Linked DNA regions of Homo sapiens: region 2 is linked to region 1. Evidence: read pairs that join two places in POLR2A ChIA-PET (ENCODE). Cell type or tissue: HCT116. All regions are shown on one strand. Links, peaks and the distances in the headings refer to the core of each region. The heading gives the core; the rest is flanking DNA. Region 1 overlaps P4HA3 (prolyl 4-hydroxylase subunit alpha 3). Region 2 overlaps PPME1 (protein phosphatase methylesterase 1).

Region 1 (4,401 bases), core at 251-4,250:
GATCATCTTTCCAGTTAATTTCCCTTCTCCAGTGTCCTTCAACAGTGTTTATATAGGCAAAAGATGCTGTTTCCTTTCCTAGTATACTCTGGTTAATTCCATTTCTAAAACACCAATGGAATTTATATTACTGAAATTTATTATCTATAACAGGGCAGATTAAGGTACTATTCCTGCTCTCCAAGAGTTTTCCCGCTCGTTTTAAAATTATCAACTTCAAAAATAGTATAACAAGAATGGAAGTAGAAGAAAAAAAAGTTTGTGCAAAGTGAAAAAAAATGAACGTGTGCAAGAGCACAGGAGACTATGAGTCCTTTGGCAAGAGTGGGCGACTTCTGCGAGGAGACAGAGATGAAAGTGAAAAATAGAGGAAGTGGCAAGGTGGTAGGATTTCAACCCCTTGGAGCAGAGTCTTATCTGAGGATTTCTAAAGAGTGAGGTCCTCAACTATGAAATGAAGCCTGAAATAGAAGACGACTGCCTTGAGGCTTCCAAGGAGCCAAATGTTCAATTCAACATAAACTAAGGAACAAGAACCTGGACCTGGGTCTCCCAGTGGGGAAATGGGAAGCCTGTCAAGTCCCAGGGTGTCTCTGATCCCAAAGACAAGGCAGTCTGTGAGCTGAAGCTCTAGGGTTTTGAAATGAAACCAGCCTCCAGGGTGTGGGATCTTTACTACCCATTGTCTCCTGCTTTGGCTCCGTATGGAACTACTTAGGGAAAGATACTCCACTGCTTGATGAAAAATCTTAACAAGCGGAGACTTGGGCTTGAGTCCAGCTTAAAGAGTAGGTGTCCAGGAACAATTGAGGCTGAGAGGGCAGTGATTTTATAAGACAGCTGGATAGGAAGGAACTGGGACTTATTCTGACCCAGCCTCCAACTATCACTCAGTTTCCTCATCCATAAAATGAAGGAACTGATCTAGTCTAGAAGATTTCTATGGATCTTTTCAGCATGAACATTCTGTTATTTCTTCTCATCACCCCCTCCACAACTGAATAAACAGATTCCTCATTAGCTTGAGGACTAATGTTTAATAGGAATCAGAGGACACTGAGGCACAAAGGTAAAGTGGTAAAGCAGAGAGGTGAATATTTGCCCCAAGTCATGCATCAAATCAAAAGTGCTGTCTACTTCCTTGTTTTCTTAGCACCCCTCTTTGCATTTTGGGGTTGATTTGTTTAGGTCAGGGTTTGATCTCTATTGCAGCACATCAATTCAATCCAGTGTTTAGATATGCCATTTTTCTGTCACACAAAGAAAAAAAATCTCTCAACTGATAACTGAGGTTGGCTTAGAATCCAAAAGTTGGCCCTATGCCCAGCCTCTGAGCACATAGCGGTTTCCAGAGACTGGAAACTGAGTTACTGGATGCTGAATTCAAACCTCAGGGTTTCCTAAATGTCTTTTTGCTTTAACAAATACTGCTGAGAATGGAAAATCAGATCCTTTCCTTCAAGAATCTGCACATAAAATTTGCAACCCAATCCCTGCATTAAACATAGCCTGGGCAGGTTATCCAACCACAATACATGGGCTATTTCACTTCAATATGTTTTGCCTTTGGAATTCAGAAATGGTTTTGTATCAGTTCTTCTGGGACATTATTAATGCTTAATCCTTAGCACAGAAAAAATTGCTGCTGACACTTCTCTCTCACTCTTGGTGGTGTTTTAAACTGCAAAAACAGCAACAACAAAAGCTAGGATAAACTCTTTTTATATATATAACTAGTATATGTACCATACTGGCATATAACTATATATACTATAACAAGTATAATTTTTATTCATTAACTTGGAGTAGGGAGTAGTTTCAACCTCAAGAATACTGCATTTTTCTATCTCAACTGAGAGCCTTGGAAATAGCCTCTCAAGTTACATAAAATCACCAGATTGGGAGTATAGAAAAATTAGCAAGAACTGCCAAAATTCTTGTTTTAAAAGGCAAACATAAAGGCTGGGCACGGTAGCTCATGCTTGCAATCCCAACACTTTGGGAGCCCGAGGAGGGAGGATCACTTCAGGTCAGGAGTTCAAGACCAGTCTGGGCAAGAGAGCAAGACCCCGTCTCTACCAAATCAAACCAAACCAAACAAAAACAAAAACAAAAAAACCCTAGCCAGGCATGGTGGTGTGCACCCGTAGTCCTAGTTACTTGGTAGGCTTAGGCAGAAGGATCACTTGAGCCAGGGGTTTGAGGTTATAGTGAGCTATGATAGAGCCACTGCACTCTAGCCTGGGTGACAGAGCAAGACCCTGTCTCTTAAAAAGCAAACATTTCACTGGGTTTTAGAGCAGTCACTAGAGAACAGAATGACAGAATGACAGTCTTCAAAATATCAAACTAAACTACAAAATTAACTGTTCATAAGTCACCTGAGAAAATAATTGAGAACTTTTCTGATTTGTTTTTTTATCTAGGCTGTCACAATCCTAGTTAATACTTAGAGCCAAAAGTGGGGCCTAGTTTCACTAGATGGTCTTAAAATAAAATAAAATAAAATAATAAGCATAAAGGCTTAGCATTTGTCCATCAATTGTTACATGCCAGGTACAATGATAAAAACTTTTACATGGTACTCTTAATCCTTCCAAAAACCCTATGGTGGTAGGTACTATTTTTATCATCATTTTACAGATTAGGAAACTAAAGCTCAAAGAGGTAAAGTAACTTGTCCAAGATCAGAGCCAACGATTCAAATAGAGGTCTGTTAAACTCCTGAATTCACTGTTAACCACCATGTACTGTGGCCACTAGTAAAACCTCAATTAGTTAGGGGCTTGGTCTATGTCTTGGTATAACAGATAAAAGAAGTGGTAGGGATAACATAGCATAGTAGGAAAAAAGTTGGATAAACAATCAAAACAACTGTGTCCTAGTCCTGGATTTGCTACCTATTAGATTTATTAATACAATCTTGAGTGAGCAACTAGACTTTAGTTTTCTCATGTTTTAACTGATTTCTCAATAGTTAACAAGTGTAATACAAATCTATTTCAAAGCATTGTGTGTGAGAGAGAATCAGATGAGATATGGTTTGTATGAGACCTCCTGCTGTGACAAAGTTGTGATAATGACAGTGGTGGAAAGACAGTGAAGGAGACCAGCATGGTGGAATGGGGTTGGCCAGCTGCTTTGGCCAAAATGCTTCAAGTGCTCTCTTCTGAGAATGTAACCTGAAAGACCAGCAGGGGGATTTTGACCCCCCACTCCCGTCTCCATCTGAGCTACCCAAAGAGATTACTGGTATGAGAACAAGCATGGGTAGCAGGGAGAATGCTGGGCTCTGAAATCAAAGAGAAAAAATTCTGTCCTATTTCCACTAATAAGCTTGGACTCCAATGACTCTGGGCTATGAACAAAAAGAAAACATTTGGCTCGGTCAACATGGACCCATAGAATACTAGACAACTATGCTATTCCAAAGAGTGACAATAATTATTGAAATGATCTTCATTTATTGTTAAAATTAATACATACCTATATTGTATATTGTCACACTATTTCAAGCTGTTTATACGCAAGCCACATACTTAAGGACAAGCACCACATTAGCTCATTCAGTCACTATTAACAAGATCTCTCGCAAATACTTTCCACCCACAAAATGCTTCTCTTCTACATAGCTCTCTCTCACAGTCATGGGGTCACAAAGTTTCGCACAGGGTGACAATGGGTTTGGGGGTCACACTGGACCTCAGAGTCACTCCCCATTCCACATACCTTCTTCTCATGTCACCCCAGAATCAGTATTATTACCACACACACTCACGCAAAGTTTTAAAAGCAGTGCATTGTGCTGTCTTTGCTCAATGATAAGGTCACATGATATAAGTACAATATTAATATATCCAAATAGTGACGTGGTCATAACCACTCTGTCAGTGTTGTAGGCTTCTTGATGTCCCAGGCAGAGAAGGCGCAGCACATATTCATACAGATGGTATCATATACAATCATTTATCTTTCATTTTTGTCAGTTGGACACTGCTAAGTCGATACATGACTATGGTGCCTCAGCATCCCAAGTCTGACAACCTTTTATGCCACAGTGTGTAGCACTAGAGTTTGTTGACTGTACCCCAAAACTATATTAGCTGAGCATCCACTGCTGTGTGCTACACTCAGTATCTTCTGCATCAAGTATGTTTTTTCACAGTGCTTTTTTGATATCAAATATGTTGACACACATATAACATCTCAGTTATCATTTATTTAGTATTTAGAGAGCTTCTACATGTGTAAAGAGAAGGAAGAACTGAAGACGTAGACGGCAGTGGACATCTCTGATTAACAGTCATGGTGCTACAGACCCAAACTCCTCGAGGGCAGAGTTGGCTCTTGATCACCATTTTATCCCCACTGCCTGGAACACTGCCTGGCTCTTAGTAGGCA
Region 2 (4,401 bases), core at 150-4,149, 75 kb before region 1:
GGCCTCAAGTAATCAAGTAATCAAATTCCTGGCCTCAAGTAATCCTCCCACTTTAGCCTCCCAAAGTGTTGGGGTTGTGGCGTGAGCCACAGTGCCCAGCCACTGTTGCCTTTATTCTAAATGTTAGATTGTAGCTTTTCTTCTTTTTTAGGTCAAGCACCAAGTTCAAGGAATAGAATTTCAGTTGCCACGCCTTATTGTAATAGCATATGAGGAAACATTATATAAACAGCAGAATTTTTTGAACATTTAAAAATATTTTAGATTTGGCTCAGTTGTCTGAAACCCATTGTTTTCCCAATACACTATAGTACCTCCTGGAATCTTAGTAATTATTGATCATCTGCTGTCTAGCTGTTTCTGCCTCTGAGGTAAGAGGTTAGACTAGGTGGTTTCTAAGGCATCATCCACCTCTGATGCTTCATGGTTTTAGATTTACTTTCTGTGTTTCAGATAAAATGGTGGAGAAATGGAAGATGGCTATAGGTTCCATTCCCTCAAATTTATTTGGATTTTGGGTAAATAAACTCAATGGGTAAATAGTTTTTATAAAAATCAGTGACAGAATTCCATTTAAGCAAAGGAATGAATTTATTCATTAATTCAGTTAATCATTTGATAAAGTATTTATTAAACACTTATTTTGTGCTAATGAGTGAAGATTCAGAGATGAATAAAACACTGTCCCTTCCCACAAGGAGATCAGTCTTTGGATAAATGTCTTCATCATCCTATCTTCCTTCCTATTCTTCTAACTCCATCTCCAGTCTCTTCTTCAGAACATTTTCTCTTAAGTTCTCCAAACCACCCAGATGACGCTTTCAGCAAAATTACAAGAGACCTTTAAGTCTCTATTATATTGCACTGTATACCCTTAAGTTTTCCAATACTCCCTTGAGGGATATGGCTCATATTGTTAATTTTCATTAATGTCTGTCTTAATGCCCTTCCTGCATCATAAGGGAAGAAGCTATTCTGTATTTCTTTTCTACTTTCATATAGCATATGGCATACTGCCCTAGCAGGCAGAATATATCTGTTAACTGAATCAGATATCAAGTGGAAATTTAGGACTTGGTAAATATATCCTAGGCGTTTTCCTAGGACAAATGGTCTTATGCAAGAATATGGCTTGTCAGAATGATGTTTGTGTTGGTGAAGTTTCTACCACTTCCTGTTCACTACTGTGATGCAGGATTCCTGTTCTCACAGAAATATCAAAGATCTATCTTGGGCAGATAGCATCAAGAATGTAGCTGCTGCCAGCTTGGCTTGTATCTCAGGTGCCCTGCCTGCTTCCGCAGTAACAACAAGTGAGAAAGTTATTCTAGACTTGGCTCAGTTGTCTAAAGCCCATCCAACTTTTATCCAAACTTTTTTTTTTTTTTTTTTTGAGACAGGGTGTCACTCTGTTGCCCAGGCTGTGGAGTCCAGTGGCATGATTACAGCTCTCACCGCAGCCTTGACCTTCTGGGCTCAAGCGATCCTCCTGCCTCAGCCACCCAAGTAGCTGGGACTACAGCTGTGCACCACGATGCCCAGCTAATTTTTGTTATTTGATTTTTTTTTTTTTTTTTTTTTTGTAGAGACAGGGTTTTATCATGTTGGCTCGACTGGTCTTGAACTCCTGAGCTCAAGCAGTCTGCCTGCCCGCCTCGGCCTCTCAGAGTCATGGGATAAATGGGTATGAGCCACTACGCCTGGCCCTTTTTCCGAACTCTAAAAATTTATTCAGTAAATTTTTTTTTCTAGTGCCTAAGATGTGTCAGTACCTGATCTAAGAACTGGGGGATGAATCAGGCTCAGTTCCTATCATCAAAAAACTGGGGATGCAAACAAGGAAACACATAAACATAACACAATGAAGGAAGCCAGGGGATATACCTAATGCAGCCTGGGTATCATGGTAGGCCTTCTCTTAAAGTAGTCTTGTTTCTTTTGCCAGATACAGGATAGAATAAGGGTTCTGTTTGTTAAATGTTAAGATGTTCTGGGTTTCATGAGAGTCATTGATCTTTCTGAACCTGAAAATTATTATACTATGAGGTATTTGGTAATTTTGTTTTTTATTCTGCTGGATATCTGAATCAAGTTTATGACTGATGGCCATTTTGGCTATTCTAGATTTTTTTTTATGTTGAAATATAAGGCCAATGATTTACTGCTTTTGCTCTCATAGGTTTCCTAATGAGAGGCAGCAGGGGTATAGTCATTAAGAACCTGGGCTTTAGGCCAGGTGTGGTGGTTCACACCTGTAATCCCAGTGCTTTGGGAGGCTGAGATAGGAATATTACTTGAGGCCAGGAGTTTGAGACCAGCCTGGGCAACATAGCGAGACCCTGTCTCTACAAAAAATATATATATTTTTTTAATTAGCTGGGTGTGGTAGCATGTGCCTATAGTCCCAGCTACTCAGGAGGCTGAGGTGGGAGGATCATTTGAGCCCAGAAGTTCAAGGTTATAGTGAGCTATGATCATGCCACTGCACTTCAGCCTGAACAACAGAGTGAGACCTTGTCTCGAAACAAAACAAAAAAGTTAGGGGAAACCTGGGCTTTGAGGTCAGACAGATACAAATTTGCATCTTGGTTACACCACTCTGGCTGTTCTGAGGAAAATCAAATAGAAGAAGTGGGGAATGAGGTGTGAAGTTGGTTAGGAGACTGTTATAGTAAAGGAGAGTAATAATGGTAAACATAGACGAGGATGGCAACAGAGGAAGAGAGTCATTTTTTAATGTATTTTCGAGGTAGAACTGACAGGACTGGTTTATGGATTGGATGTTGGGAGAGAGACGGGGAAGGGCAGGAAGGGACTTAAGGATGACTTCTAGGTTTTTAGCCCAAGCAATTGGGTGAATGGTAGAAACAGAAAGAGGTAGATATGGGAGCAAATAAGGGGCAGAGAATCAGTTTTGTTTGGATAAACTCAAATGCTTATTACATATGTAAGTAGAAATGTTAAGTAGGCAGTTGTATATACTAGTTAGAAGAGGCTGAACTAGAGATAAATTGGAGAATCGTCATCACATAGTTAATATTTAAAAGTGAAAGATTGAATGTAAAGACCTAGGAACTTGATATTGATAGGAAAAAGATCCAAGACTGAGTCTTGGGATATTCCACAATATTTAGAGCTTGGGAAGAAGAGGAAGATCCAACAAAGAAACTGAAAAGGCACAGTTGATGAGATAAAAGGAAAACCAGGTGAGTATATTAAGTGTTTGTAGAAGGAGGGAGAGAATAACTGTGTCGGATGCTGCAGAGAGATCAAGTAAGATGAGGACCAAGAAATGACCATTGGAATTGGCATGATAGAGGTGACCTTGACAAAATAAATATCTGAAAATAAATGGGATATAAAAATCATATATAAGTTGGGGAAAGGATGAGAGGTGACAAAGTAGAGAAAGCAAGATAACTCTTTTGAGGAGCTTTGCTGTATAGGAGAGCAGAGAAATGGAGTAATAGGTAGTAGTGAATGTGGCATTGGGAATGTTTTTAAAGGCTGGATAATGGAGTATGCTTGTGACATCCACGAGAGAAAAAAAGTGACACAGAAGAGAGACAGGATAACTGAAAGAAAGAGTATCTTTTCAGAAGCAAGAGGGGATGGGAACTAGTGCCCAAGGTTGGCCTTGATAGGAATAGATATTTCATGTATTAAACAGGCATCAAGGCAGAGTATATTATTACAAGTATTGGTGAATTTGTGGATTCATTTGGTAGTTAAAAGATGAGGTAATAGTTCTGATTGCCTCGGTTTACCATTAAAGTAAGAAATCATGTCATTATCTGAGGAGAGGGGCTTTAAAATTTTGAATGATTTTTTAAACTAAGAAATGAGATTTAAAGAAGTGCTTTCTCCTAGTGGCTTGCTTCAGGCAGTGTTTCCAGTTCACCCTGGGAATGCAGTCATTTTGCTCTGCCTTAGTTGTACTTAGGTGGACAAATGTGAGAAGACTAATTTATTCAGATAGCCTAAGCCCTGTAGCACGGCACACAAGGCCCTGGAGAAGCTGGCGCCTGCCTTCCAATCCTATTCTGTCACGCTCCCCTTTTATCTCCTCCCTGCTTCTCCTTGCACCCAGTTCTCTAAAATCATTATCCTGCCGACTTTCACATCACAGCACCTTTGTACATAATGTGCCCTCTGCCTAGAATGCTCTAACCAACCTCTTTTATTTTCTGGTTAAACTTGTTATCTATACTCCTCAGTTTAGCTGTGACCTCTGGGGAGCTTTCTCTGACCTCCTCATTCATGTTCAAGTGCTTTCTTTGAACCTTGCCTCATTATATTAACATTATATGTGTCTTTTTCTCCCTACCGAATTATGTGCTTTTTGAATACAGGCCTGGCACCTAGTATCCTCTTGATAAATATCTGCAGAACTGAAATGGC

What was found. ChIA-PET counts read pairs that join two places held together with the same protein. Peaks named below come from ENCODE experiments on the same cell type or tissue, not always from the same donor. Only the 100,000 strongest peaks of a DNase experiment are listed, where the experiment ranks them.
Region 2: POLR2A ChIA-PET joins it to region 1 with 5 read pairs; 4 of 35 experiments call an interaction of 5 or more read pairs at or near these places.

What each region holds. Positions count from the first base shown.
Region 1 is chr11:74,306,271-74,310,671 of GRCh38, forward strand. The region is part of intron 1 of P4HA3 (prolyl 4-hydroxylase subunit alpha 3); the gene reads right to left. Among named protein-coding and RNA genes, the nearest start is that of P4HA3-AS1, 2.9 kb to the right of the region's middle. In HCT116, for the core only: no CTCF peak of the experiment used is centred there; no DNase peak of the experiment used is centred there.
Region 2 is chr11:74,231,301-74,235,701 of GRCh38, forward strand. The region is part of intron 7 of PPME1 (protein phosphatase methylesterase 1); the gene reads left to right. Among named protein-coding and RNA genes, the nearest start is that of PPME1, 62 kb to the left of the region's middle. In HCT116, for the core only: no CTCF peak of the experiment used is centred there; no DNase peak of the experiment used is centred there.